Regions from separate parts of the Homo sapiens genome. Here region 1 is linked to region 2. Evidence: chromatin loops called from intact Hi-C (ENCODE). Cell type or tissue: OCI-LY7. All regions are shown on one strand. Each heading gives the region's core, and the rest is flanking DNA. Links, peaks and the distances in the headings are about the cores only. Region 1 has its middle 36 kb from the start of LMO4. Region 2 has its middle 47 kb from the start of LINC01773.

Region 1 (5,383 bases), core at 302-5,301, 660 kb before region 2:
CAGGGAGAAGGGGATGGGGTTTAATGCATATTTAGGAAATGGGAGGCCCAGAACTGTGTGGCTGATTGGGCTGGGCACTCAAGAAATAGCAAAATGATCCCATCTTTCTGGCCTGGAGGTCTGGGGTTGGTGATGACATTGGCTAAGATAAGCAATATGTAGGGAGGTGTAGTTTGATGGAAAAATGAACTATTCTGAACACGTTAAGTTTGAGGTGCCTGGGGGATGCTCAAATCGAGATGCTTAGCAGAAATTTGCGTAAATGAGTTAGAAGATCAGATGAAAGATCAGAGCTAGAGATGAAGGTCTGAGAGGTGTTGTCTGGCCTTTAGAGCCATGGGGGTAAATTAGACAACTCTGAGTGAGTCTGTAGAGAAGAGCAGGGACAGAAGGGAACTCTACGACATCGGTGTTCAACGAAACTGTTTTTTGATGAAAGAGGAGTCCACCCAAGAGATAAAGAAGGAAGAGGCAGAGAGTTAGGAAGGAGGCACGGAATGTTACAAGGAGGCAGTGTTCAACCCTGTCAAAAGCAATGGTGAGGCCATTCAAGTGAGGCTGGACAGGGCACCTCAGAGGTCTCTAAGCAGGTGCCAGGTGAGAAGCAGTTTTTGCTCAACCTTGCCTTGGGGAGGTAGTGCAGTGCCATGAAGTCAGACTCCACCTCTGCCCTGTAGTGCTTGGGAGATGTTTGGCAAGTCTCTCCACCTCTCTGAGTCTCAGTCTCCAAATCTATAAAATGCAGATGGTATCCCATTTATGTAAGATTGTTGTGAGGCTTCACTGAGTCATTAATAAAGCTCTAATCCAGAGCCTGACACACCACAGGCATTCAATGCATCCCAGCCTCTTTCTTTTCCATTCCTTTCATATCAGGGATGTCCAGTGACCACATTTCTGTTCATTCTTTTGAGTTTGAGAAGAGGGAGGGCCACCTTGAAGTGTCTGGGCAGGGGCTAGATCTTAAGTCAGCCTCTTGCTCCTATAAAAGTTAAAATTAAGGGCGGCATGAGGGGTCAGTAAGCAGCAAGGAGGCATAGGGGAGACAGAAAATGGGTATAGGAATCTTGCTGATTGAGGATTGGAGTCCCGGGGTCGGTGAATGATCTGTGACTCTGAAAGGGTGGGCTGAGAAAAGCAGAGACCTGAGGGCTGGGGATGGAGCCTGTGCTGCCAAACAGTGGGCCACCAGTGGCCTGTAGGTATGGACCCCTATTCAAGGCAGAGGGCCATTCAGGAAGGCAGTACCCTGGCAGGAAAACTGTGGAACTGAAAGGGACTATTTGCCCACAATAAGGAGGATTTCAAGGGTAGGAGATTCTCCCTAGCAGGAAGTTTTTCCTATGCTGTTTTCTATTTTCATAGGAGATATAAGCCTGAACAGGTGGACTTGGGACTTGGAGTAATTCATACACACACACACACACACACACACACACACACACACACACACAATGTGAGTAACCCACATTATCATCCACATATCATGCAGCCTATAGCTGGAGTTACCCCTCCTTGTGTGCTCATGGAGGTCCCATTGGAAAAGCCTAGCTCAGTCCTACCTCACAGAAAGGGCAGAAGCAATACAAGTTTACTCAGATTTTGTTAATATTTTTATTCCAATAACCTCCAAATAATATCCTATAAAAATGTAAATTATTTTTTCTGTCATCTGTTACTTATGAAAAATATTATAACAACAATAAAGGAATCTTAAAAATGATCTAATTTCATATTTTATGCCAAAATGTGGCCAGGAAGAAAGGTCCCAGTGACTGTGGTGTCTGAAAGTGCAGATTTTCAATTTGTGAGCGCTGGTGGCCTCAGAAGGACTGACTTCGTTGGTCAGGCTTAAAGAGACTCTTTGAAGAAGGTGGGATAATGGATAAAGTTTTTTTCTTTTTGAGGATTTGAATTTTAAAAGATGTTATTTAAAGTTATTGCACATATATTTTTGTTCAATGAGTTGTGTAAATGGGTTCAGTCAATCAATATGATCATTTATATTAAAATAATGTTATTTCATTGGTTTCACACCAGCCCCCGAGAGGTCTAAAGAGTGAGGAATCTCTTATTCATGCACCAGAGACACAAACAACTAAGAGAAAGGTGGGAGGGGAAGTGAAGAAAAGCCATTCCAGAGAAGGACTAGGGAATGGCGGTTATGGTGTCACAGAATCTGCGAGAAACAGCACAAGGTAGCTTCCTAGAGTCCTGTGTGCTCTGTGGTACGGCAACCCAGGAATTCAGGGCTCAAGGGCAGCCCCTCAAATGAGTGTGTGATTTGCAGGGTTTTTAAAATTTATTATTATTATTATTTTTTTTTTGCACGCATGTTGTCTTTTAAGGACCTGGCTGTGATCCTTCTGCATATACCTCAAGGAGAGCTCAAAGAGAGCTCAAGAGACCAGGAAGGCTAGAGATCTCCCTGCAGTGTCTTGCCTGAAGCCTCTGGATGTTAAGGTCTAACTTTGTCTTTCTTACAGAGTTATACCTTGTCTAACCATATGAAAATATCAGGAGGCACAGAGTTTTATCACTTTTTTGTTTTGACAACCCAAGAACTGATTGCTCTGACAATTGTGCTCTGAATTAAGTGTTTAATCGGAGTACCAGCAGATGGCGCCATTTGTCATTTATTGACGCTACTACCCACGGCTAAAGCAGGGGGCTTCTTGCCTCTTTAATTTGGATAGTATTATAAGTAAAGTGTTTTCTACTGTTTATTATGCATGAGCCAAAATTCTATGAATGTGTAACATTTTCTCTTGTATTTCCTTTTTTATAACATCATTTAAATTCCTTATTAATAATTTAAAAATGTTCTGGATTTTAATCACTTTTCTCATCACTAAAATATCTGATGAAGAGATGTTTGTTCCCCTGCTGAAGGTGAGACAGAGGAAACCATCAGCAAGGAAGAAAAAAGAGAATCTCACTTTTAAACCGAGCTCTTCGCCCCTCTCACGTCACCCCATCTTTTCAGTTTAATTGAATAATATTTATTTAATTAATAAAAATATCTGCCTAGTGCAGGTTTCAGAAATCCAAGGCCAGAATAGGCTGCCATTAATAAAACAAGTTTTTTATATCCAAGTTTAATTATGGTGGTGTGTGTTTGATAGCTTGTTACTGTAAATAAAAGAGATAAAGGCAGCCCTTCACTGGAGTAGCTCGAGAGCTGTGAAATATGTACCTAATTAAAACTATTGGTGTAAGAGGCTAATAAAGTACATGTGCCTACTAGATGTCTTATTCTAATGAATCTCGGCTAATTTGCTTTGACTGATGAATTTCGGTGTTAGTGGTAGGGGCTGAATAATTATGAAATTTATCACAAGATACAAGGACTCATTAAGGATTACTCAGGTTGAGTTAGAGGAATGTTTTCTTTGTCAAGAACACAGGCCTTGACCAACATAATTATGGCAATGGGAAAGAGTAGCCGGATTCCTATCCAAACCCCAACAAATGTTCAAGGCCAGAAGGGGCGCACATTTATGAGTGGGGGTGGGCGTGTGAGGTGGGGAGGGTGGACAGGACACTCTGTGTCAACTCTGCAAGAGATACCTGTGTGGTATTTATGCCTGAATTTTAAAGCATTCAGCACTCACGGATGGCTCTAATGACAATGACTGGCTTCCCACCCTCTTATTGAAAACACTTCCCTACTCTTCATGAAGAAAAATGGACGAGGCTAGCATTTATTTAGCAAGGACACTACTGCGGGAAACCACAGTCAGCTCCCAATTCTTTTTTTCTGCTCATAAGTTTTAGCTCTCTGAGACTCCAGACTTACAAATTAATCTGATTTCATTAACTCCCGGTGGCAGACTCCAAAACTGGGGCCATGATTGGAAACCGTTCATGTAATCAGTGTCACGTAATCACTTGCAGAATGCCCTAAAGGTAAAAAAAAAAATCTGTTTATCTTAAAACAGAAATTTTAATTGTTAGAATGCATGCTGCTGGCAACGCAGAGGAATAATATCTTCCCAAGACGAACCGGACATTCTGCTCCTCACCGTCCAGGACCCAGAGCTGAAGAGGAGGACACACCTAGACACCTTTCTGAGGACAACTGGACACGGAAGCAGGAGCCGGCAGGCAGGACCCCCTCTCTGAGGACAGGAATGAATGAATGAGCGAATGAAGGGCCACTGTGAGCCTGGCTGGTTTCAGTCCCTTCCTCTGGGGACCAGGCAGGGACTGTGGTGGGGGTGGGGGTGCAGAGAGACAGCAATGCCCCAGCAAGTGACACTTGATGACACCCCAGCTGGAAGTCTTGTCAAACAAATGGAGAGTTATTTACCCCCCTACCACCAGAGACGGCTGTTCCCAGGGCTGAAATCAAGGGGGATGCCACAAGGTCTCACGGGGGTTTCGTGACCCTGACCTCCGGGCAATTACAGTGAGAGATTTCCCTTCTTGTTCACATACTGGCATTAGTATGAACAAAGAACTTCAATCTCTGTGACATCAAACCAGATATACAGATATATAAAAATGTGTGTGTGTGTATATACATAATGTACACACACACATAAATATGTTTCTAAATGTGATTTACAACTAAAACAATTAGAAATTCAATTCGTAGGTGTCTTACCACTAAAGCTTTCAAATCAGTTAACCCTCTGCTTTGTTTTTCTTTCTGGAAATAACTTTGAAACAAACTTCCAATTTACTTTCCTTTGAAGAGAAATGTCAGGCACAACATTAAGTGAAAGCTCAACTTTTATGCCAAAGACCAAAACTACTGGATAACTTGTTGAATTTTACAATTCTTATTGTCTTTGTCTTCTAACTCAAAAAGGCATCCCTTATTCAGCGAAGGAAATGCCTCTGTGATTCAGGACAAGGCAAAGGGTGCTGAGGGTTTTGGGGTCTCCCCTTCTCTATCCCCCCTTCCTCCTGACCCTTTTCCCTAAAATAAGTAATAATAATAATAAATACTAAATGCTTACCATGTACCAGGCAGATGCTTTTACAGTTATGTAATTCTCACAACAACCCTAAGAGGTAGGAGCTATGACTATTTCTTTCATTTTGCAGAATAAATTAATTTTGCACTCTAGTTCAGAGAGCAGAGGGAGTTTGTCCCACCCAGCCGGTAAGCAGTAGAGTCAGCTTCCACTCTGGGTCCATCCATCTGTCTGCCTAACCTCTATGGAACACAGTCTTCTGATCAAAATATACTCTGTGTTACCTTGAGAATATTCTAGAAGTTCACCACCGTTTTGACTTTTTTACCACTTAAACAAAAAGGACTCATAGCTCCAATACAAATTAATGCCAGATCTGTGGGTTCAAATGAAGGCACGTAATTAGCATCTGTGTGGAAGGCTTTGCTCAAGGGGCTGTGGGCGGGCGGGAGGCTGGC
Region 2 (5,383 bases), core at 237-5,236:
AGAGAGAGATATATCTACAAAAATGGAAGAAGAGCCAGTTCTTAAAGAAGTCTAGTTTATCTGTGTCCCTTCAGACTTAGTTATTGTGGGGTGTAAAGCAAAGATGCTAAGCCAGGAAAGAAAAATCGAATGACATATTTGTATGGTACCCTTGAAATAATTACTGACCCAGCATTTTGGGAAACAGGAATACAAGGTCAATACAACGGAATGTGTTCCCAATTCCCATATTGGGTGGTCCCTCAAAGGTATCTTGCTCTTCTACAGCTTCCCTGGAGAGATCTTTCCACTGCTTAAGACAAAACAGTAGGGAGTGTGCCTGTGTGTTTTCTCCATCAAATTTGAATAAGGTCTCAATTTTCCTTTTCAGATTATCATTTAACAAGGTTTATTGTTCATGCTTATGTGCCTCAGGCAGCCTATTAGGATGCTAGGGAAAACTGCCCATTTATTATTTTTGTTTAAGCCTGAAAACAAAACATGTAAAACTGTAGTTTCTATTCTTGGAGAGGAGGAATGGCTCCCAGGTCTGACCACCCACCCGCCTCATCCCTTAGACTCTGATCCCCACACTGGGCTGCACTGGGAAGGCTCTCAAACTCCAGGCTACCTTTCCTTTGAGCCTGGACCATTATGTAAGCCTCTGTAGTCACTAGGACTCAAAGAAAAAAATCTGTTTTAAAAACTCGGCTTCCTTAGTAAGATTGTCACTTCCCCTTGTCTCAGATGAATTGTTTTCCCAGAGAGGGGAGTGTGTGTGTTTTCAAATGTTCCAATCTGACTCAGGATGCCAGCTAGATTCAGCAGAGAAGGGGTGGAGCATGTAACTCTCACACAGGAGAGTAAGGCAGGGGCACTCCGGCAGAGCTCATTGAGGAGAAGCAGACTTCTTAGCTGGTGTAAGCGAACTGGCAACTCAATTTCAAGGACACAGGAGAATCACCAGGGAGGCTCCAACTACAGAGCGAAGCCTTGTCTGTGTATTTTTGCATGCATCTGTGCCACTACTAATCTGTCTGCTTCCATTGCAATAGCCCAGTTCTTCTATTAGATTGAGTGCAACCAGGAGAAGAGAAGCAAACTCACACACTATTAGGACATATTTGTGAACAATAGAGTAAGTAAAATTAAGGTTAATAAGCTCTGAATATATTTCCACATCACACTGCTAGCACTTGCTCTAGTGACTCAAACCTATATATCTCATACTCTGAAAATCCATCAGAGAGACACCAGGATGCCCCCTCACAAAGTTCACATATCAACTATCCAAGAGATTCATCAACTCATGGCAACACTTTAGAAGCCCATAGCATCATGGTTGTCAAAATCTGTTTAAGGTGAATAGTTCTGGGTTTTATCCTTCAGTTCCTCCTAGAGATGAAGCCCCAGAAGCAAGGGTAGAGCAGAAAATCTAAAGAGATTCTAATTGCGGATAAAAAATAGCATCGAATACTCGTCACCCTGCCCCTGGTGACTTCTCAGATCAGAGTTGAGGAGGGAGGATGAACTGTGTGCATGATTCAGAGTGGTTGGGAGAGAGTGAGGGTTTCTTTTTCTTCTTCTTCTTCTTTTTTTTTTTTTTTTTTTTTTTTTTTTTTGAGACGGAGTTTCGCTCTTATTGCCCAGGCTGGTGTGCAATGGCGCAATCTCAGCATCTCAGCTCACTGCAACCTCCGTCTCCCAGGTTCAACCACTTCTTCTGCCTTAGCCTCCCAAGTAGCTGGGATTACAGGTGTCTGCCACCACGCCCAGCTAACTTTCTGTATTTTTAGTAGAGACGGGGTTTCACCAGGTTGGCCAGGCTGGTCTCAAACTCCTGACCTCAGGTGATCCTCCCGTCTCAGCCTCTCAAAGTGCTGGGATTACAGGCATGAGCCACTGCTCCTGGCCAGATTTCTTATGAAATGAGTTGGTACATTTAACTTTCAGTCCTACTTAAACGTCTTCATGTGGTTGTAGTAACATACCTTGATCTCCTCAGAAAACATCATGGTCTGAGGGTTTGAGCTGCAGCAATTTTGAAAATTGTCTCAGGCTTGGGAAACAGCCTCTCTGGATTTATGGTTAGTGGCAAACTGGCATCCTGCCCTGTTGTGAATTTTAAAAGAATGTTCTCTTTCTAGGATTTTTCCAATTTTCCTCAAACATGATAACGTTGTTTGGGGGATTCCTGACTCATAACCAAACCGTATGTCCTCTAATACAGTTACAACCTAAGTTAAATGAATATTTATTGGCCTGACATATACCCACTTAAAGTTGGGAAAACTGAGGACTGATATAAAAATTTTTATTCAAGTCATTGGCCAGAGTTAAAAAGGGGAGCTCATGGTTGTATTTTACACATTTTATCATAGTTGTTCGGTCCTTCTTGAATGAGAAACACCCTTCAGGAAGATGCAATTTACTATTTATGTCTTTTTGCTGAACTATACCTTGATCACACTGACTACTGAGTGGCCGTGGCCCCTCTCAGTTGTCTCTGCATCTTTGGGCCCCATGAGAGCTTGCTGATTTCTGATTTCGCTGCTATCTGCATGCCTAGATGGGCTATTTACCCATTCTCTGGGGTTTGAGGCAGTAGGCGTTAGCTTTGAGGTGAAGAGTTGTGAGGATAAACTTCCTTTAGGGAAGGACATGAAAATCATATTTAGGGGCAGTTCACAGGCTCTTTTTTGGTAGTCATAGCTCCCCCTGCTGCCCAGTTAGGGGCAAGAGAGGCCAAAGGAACTGAAGTGAGACAAAGTATAACCGACTTGGGTGGAGTCAAGTCAGCTCCAGGAGCCAGCAACTGAAGACAACTCACCTTAGCTCTAGAGCCTAGGACCCTAAGCATGCCCAGGAGAAGAGATGGCAAATGTGAGAAAAGGCAATGAATGATTTAGGAAGGCAGTGTTAGGTTTTTGAGGGTGGGGGAGTACAAAAAAGGAGGATTGACATTTTTAAATGGTATTACCAAACTGTTGGCTAAAATCAAATATACAAACAGAAGAAAATTTTGAATTCACACACAAATGTAACTAACCAGCAGGCTCTCCACTCCTCCATCATATGTCTTATCCTAGAATATCTCAGCTCTGTCAGCTCTTACTGGGGGCAAGTTACGTAAACTCTGCCTCGTTTTCCTGGTCTGTAAATGGGATTTAGTATAATGATTTAAAGAAAAAAAATGTATATATTTCTCACAAAGCCATGTATTTGTATAGAAGAAGCCAACACATGTTGGCTGTTTTTTTTCTCCTTGTGCTATTTTTATTTAAGCTATTGGTCCTCAAACATGGTTGTACACTGGAATCACATGGAGAATCTTTTAAAAATACTCATTCCTGGGTCCCATTCCGAAGGATTCTGATTTAATTGATATATGGGGTGTGGCCTGGGTATGGAGAGTTTTCAAATCTCCCAAGGAATCATAATATGTAGCAAAGTTAAAGGGCCATTGCTCTAGGGCTCCTCATCATCCTTCTTCAGAGACCAGTGTTTCACAAGGGGTTGAGGTGTGCCAGGTGGAGTGAAGTGACCTTTTGCAGTGTCAGATTTGTGGAGGGACACAAGGAAACACTAACTCTTTACTGAAATGTGGTCTTGGGCCCAGCAGCATCTGAATCACTGGTGAGCAATTTAATTTTAGACTCTCAGATCCCACTCCAGACCTGCTGGATCATAGTCTTCATTTCAACAAGGTCCCTAAGTGATCTGCACACAGATTCAGGTTTGGGAAGTCCTGCTGTAGCTCACACGTTCTCTCTCTCTCTCTCTTTCTCTCTCTCTCCTTTCTTGCTTTGGCTTCTTTATTCACCATAGAGAATAGTGTTGAGTATTTCTGATGAGGAAATATCCTTGCAAAAAAGGCTCTGGGTCTTTATTTCTCTTCAGATTCCAATTTCCTTAATTTTTTTTTTTTTTTTTTTTTAGCTGCCAAACATAGTTTGAGTTTCTAATACCTGTCTCAACTTACAAGCACCCACTTCAAGTCTGCTGATAGATGTACACTGGGCCTCTTATGTAGCGTCTAAAAATATTCTTTCTAGGGCCGGTGCAAATGCCTTGATGGGGCCAGCTTTGGCCTATTGATGAGACAGGGTCGACGTTTGATAGAGGATCTTTGGTACATCACAGCGGTGAGACCAAATTTAGAGAATGATTATCATTTACTAAAAGTTCAGAAAGGGAATAAAATCTTCCATCAGAACCTACTTATTAAGGTTACCTTAACAATAAACCATAAAATGAATGGAATGTTGGCCTTGTGGACCGGTTCCTAAAAAAGACAATGCAAATATTTTAAACTAAAATGTAAGGAGATGGGACAGGGCTTTGGAAAAGTGGGAGTGGGGTAGAGTGATTTAGTAAAGAGAATAAATCTCAACAGGAATTTTGTTTCTATAACATTAGCATAATTCTGTGACATTAGTACTTCTTCCTCACTCCCTCACCCATCTCATTTCAAAAAGGGAAATATTTAAACATGAGTTTTAAAAGATTCATTTTGAGATGGAAATAATACAAGAATAACTATTGCTGTCTTCACTTTTTCTCTCTTATTTTCTTTCCGGAGACACGATGTCCCATTTATGATGCTTTTATGTCTATAAACGATTTGGGGAAAGCACTGAAACCAAATCTGTAAACGTGCAAGCCTTCTGCATTGGTGGGGAGGGGATAGGGTGAGGGGGAGACACAAATTGCAAAGAGCAGAATAATCAGATACAGAGGGACTTTGATCTTCTGGAGACCTAAGCTAATAGATGTTAAGTGCAGTTCAGTGGAAGTAATAACCCATGAAGAAAACAAAATCTGCAAAATGACAAAATGCTGCAGTCCACTGATCAAGGAAGACATTGGAAAATTACTATGAAAGCATCCTTAGCCCAGCAGATCCAAGGTGAAAAAAGGGCTGCGTCTGCCAACCAGCAGCCAGACATTCCAGGCAGACTTAGCCGTCTCCCATTTTGTGGCCAGATTAACACTCTGTGTAACCTGAATGCCTTCTCACTGAAAAGGCATGAACTGGCACCACTGCAGCCCTGGGCTTCATCTCTCCCAGTGACGCCATAGTGAATCACTGTGAGGCTAGCTACAGACTCGGTGGGGGCATTCCAGGGGCCGTTATTACCGTTAATCAATTAGGAAGAGTTAAGAATTTCTGAATATATGCCAAATGCAGTGCTGGTCATTTTTTTGACATCAGTAGGACATACTTGAGATAAATTTGACATCTGTCAATAAATTAGTATTTCACCAAGCAAACTACTTAGAAAAAAATTGGAAATTTACGGACATTGAAATGCACTTTAGAAATCCAGAAACTTTATAAAGGAGAACTCCTTAATACTAGTCTATTTAAGTTATATTTTATTATGAGTATTTATTTATTGAG

The links. Hi-C counts contacts between places; a loop is a spot of excess contacts. Peaks named below come from ENCODE experiments on the same cell type or tissue, not always from the same donor. Only the 100,000 strongest peaks of a DNase experiment are listed, where the experiment ranks them.
Region 1: it touches region 2 in a loop (6-fold over the local background); 68 of 110 quality-filtered maps call a loop at or near these places.

The regions. Positions count from the first base shown.
Region 1 is chr1:87,290,501-87,295,883 of GRCh38, forward strand. No RefSeq gene overlaps it. Among named protein-coding and RNA genes, the nearest start is that of LMO4, 36 kb to the right of the region's middle. RefSeq lists a silencer at 5,266-5,383. In OCI-LY7, for the core only: CTCF peaks have their summits at 2,615 (motif pointing right) and 2,840; a DNase peak (open chromatin) is centred at 2,641.
Region 2 is chr1:87,951,239-87,956,621 of GRCh38, forward strand. No RefSeq gene overlaps it. Among named protein-coding and RNA genes, the nearest start is that of LINC01773, 47 kb to the left of the region's middle. In OCI-LY7, for the core only: CTCF peaks have their summits at 2,705 (motif pointing left) and 2,906; a DNase peak (open chromatin) is centred at 2,713.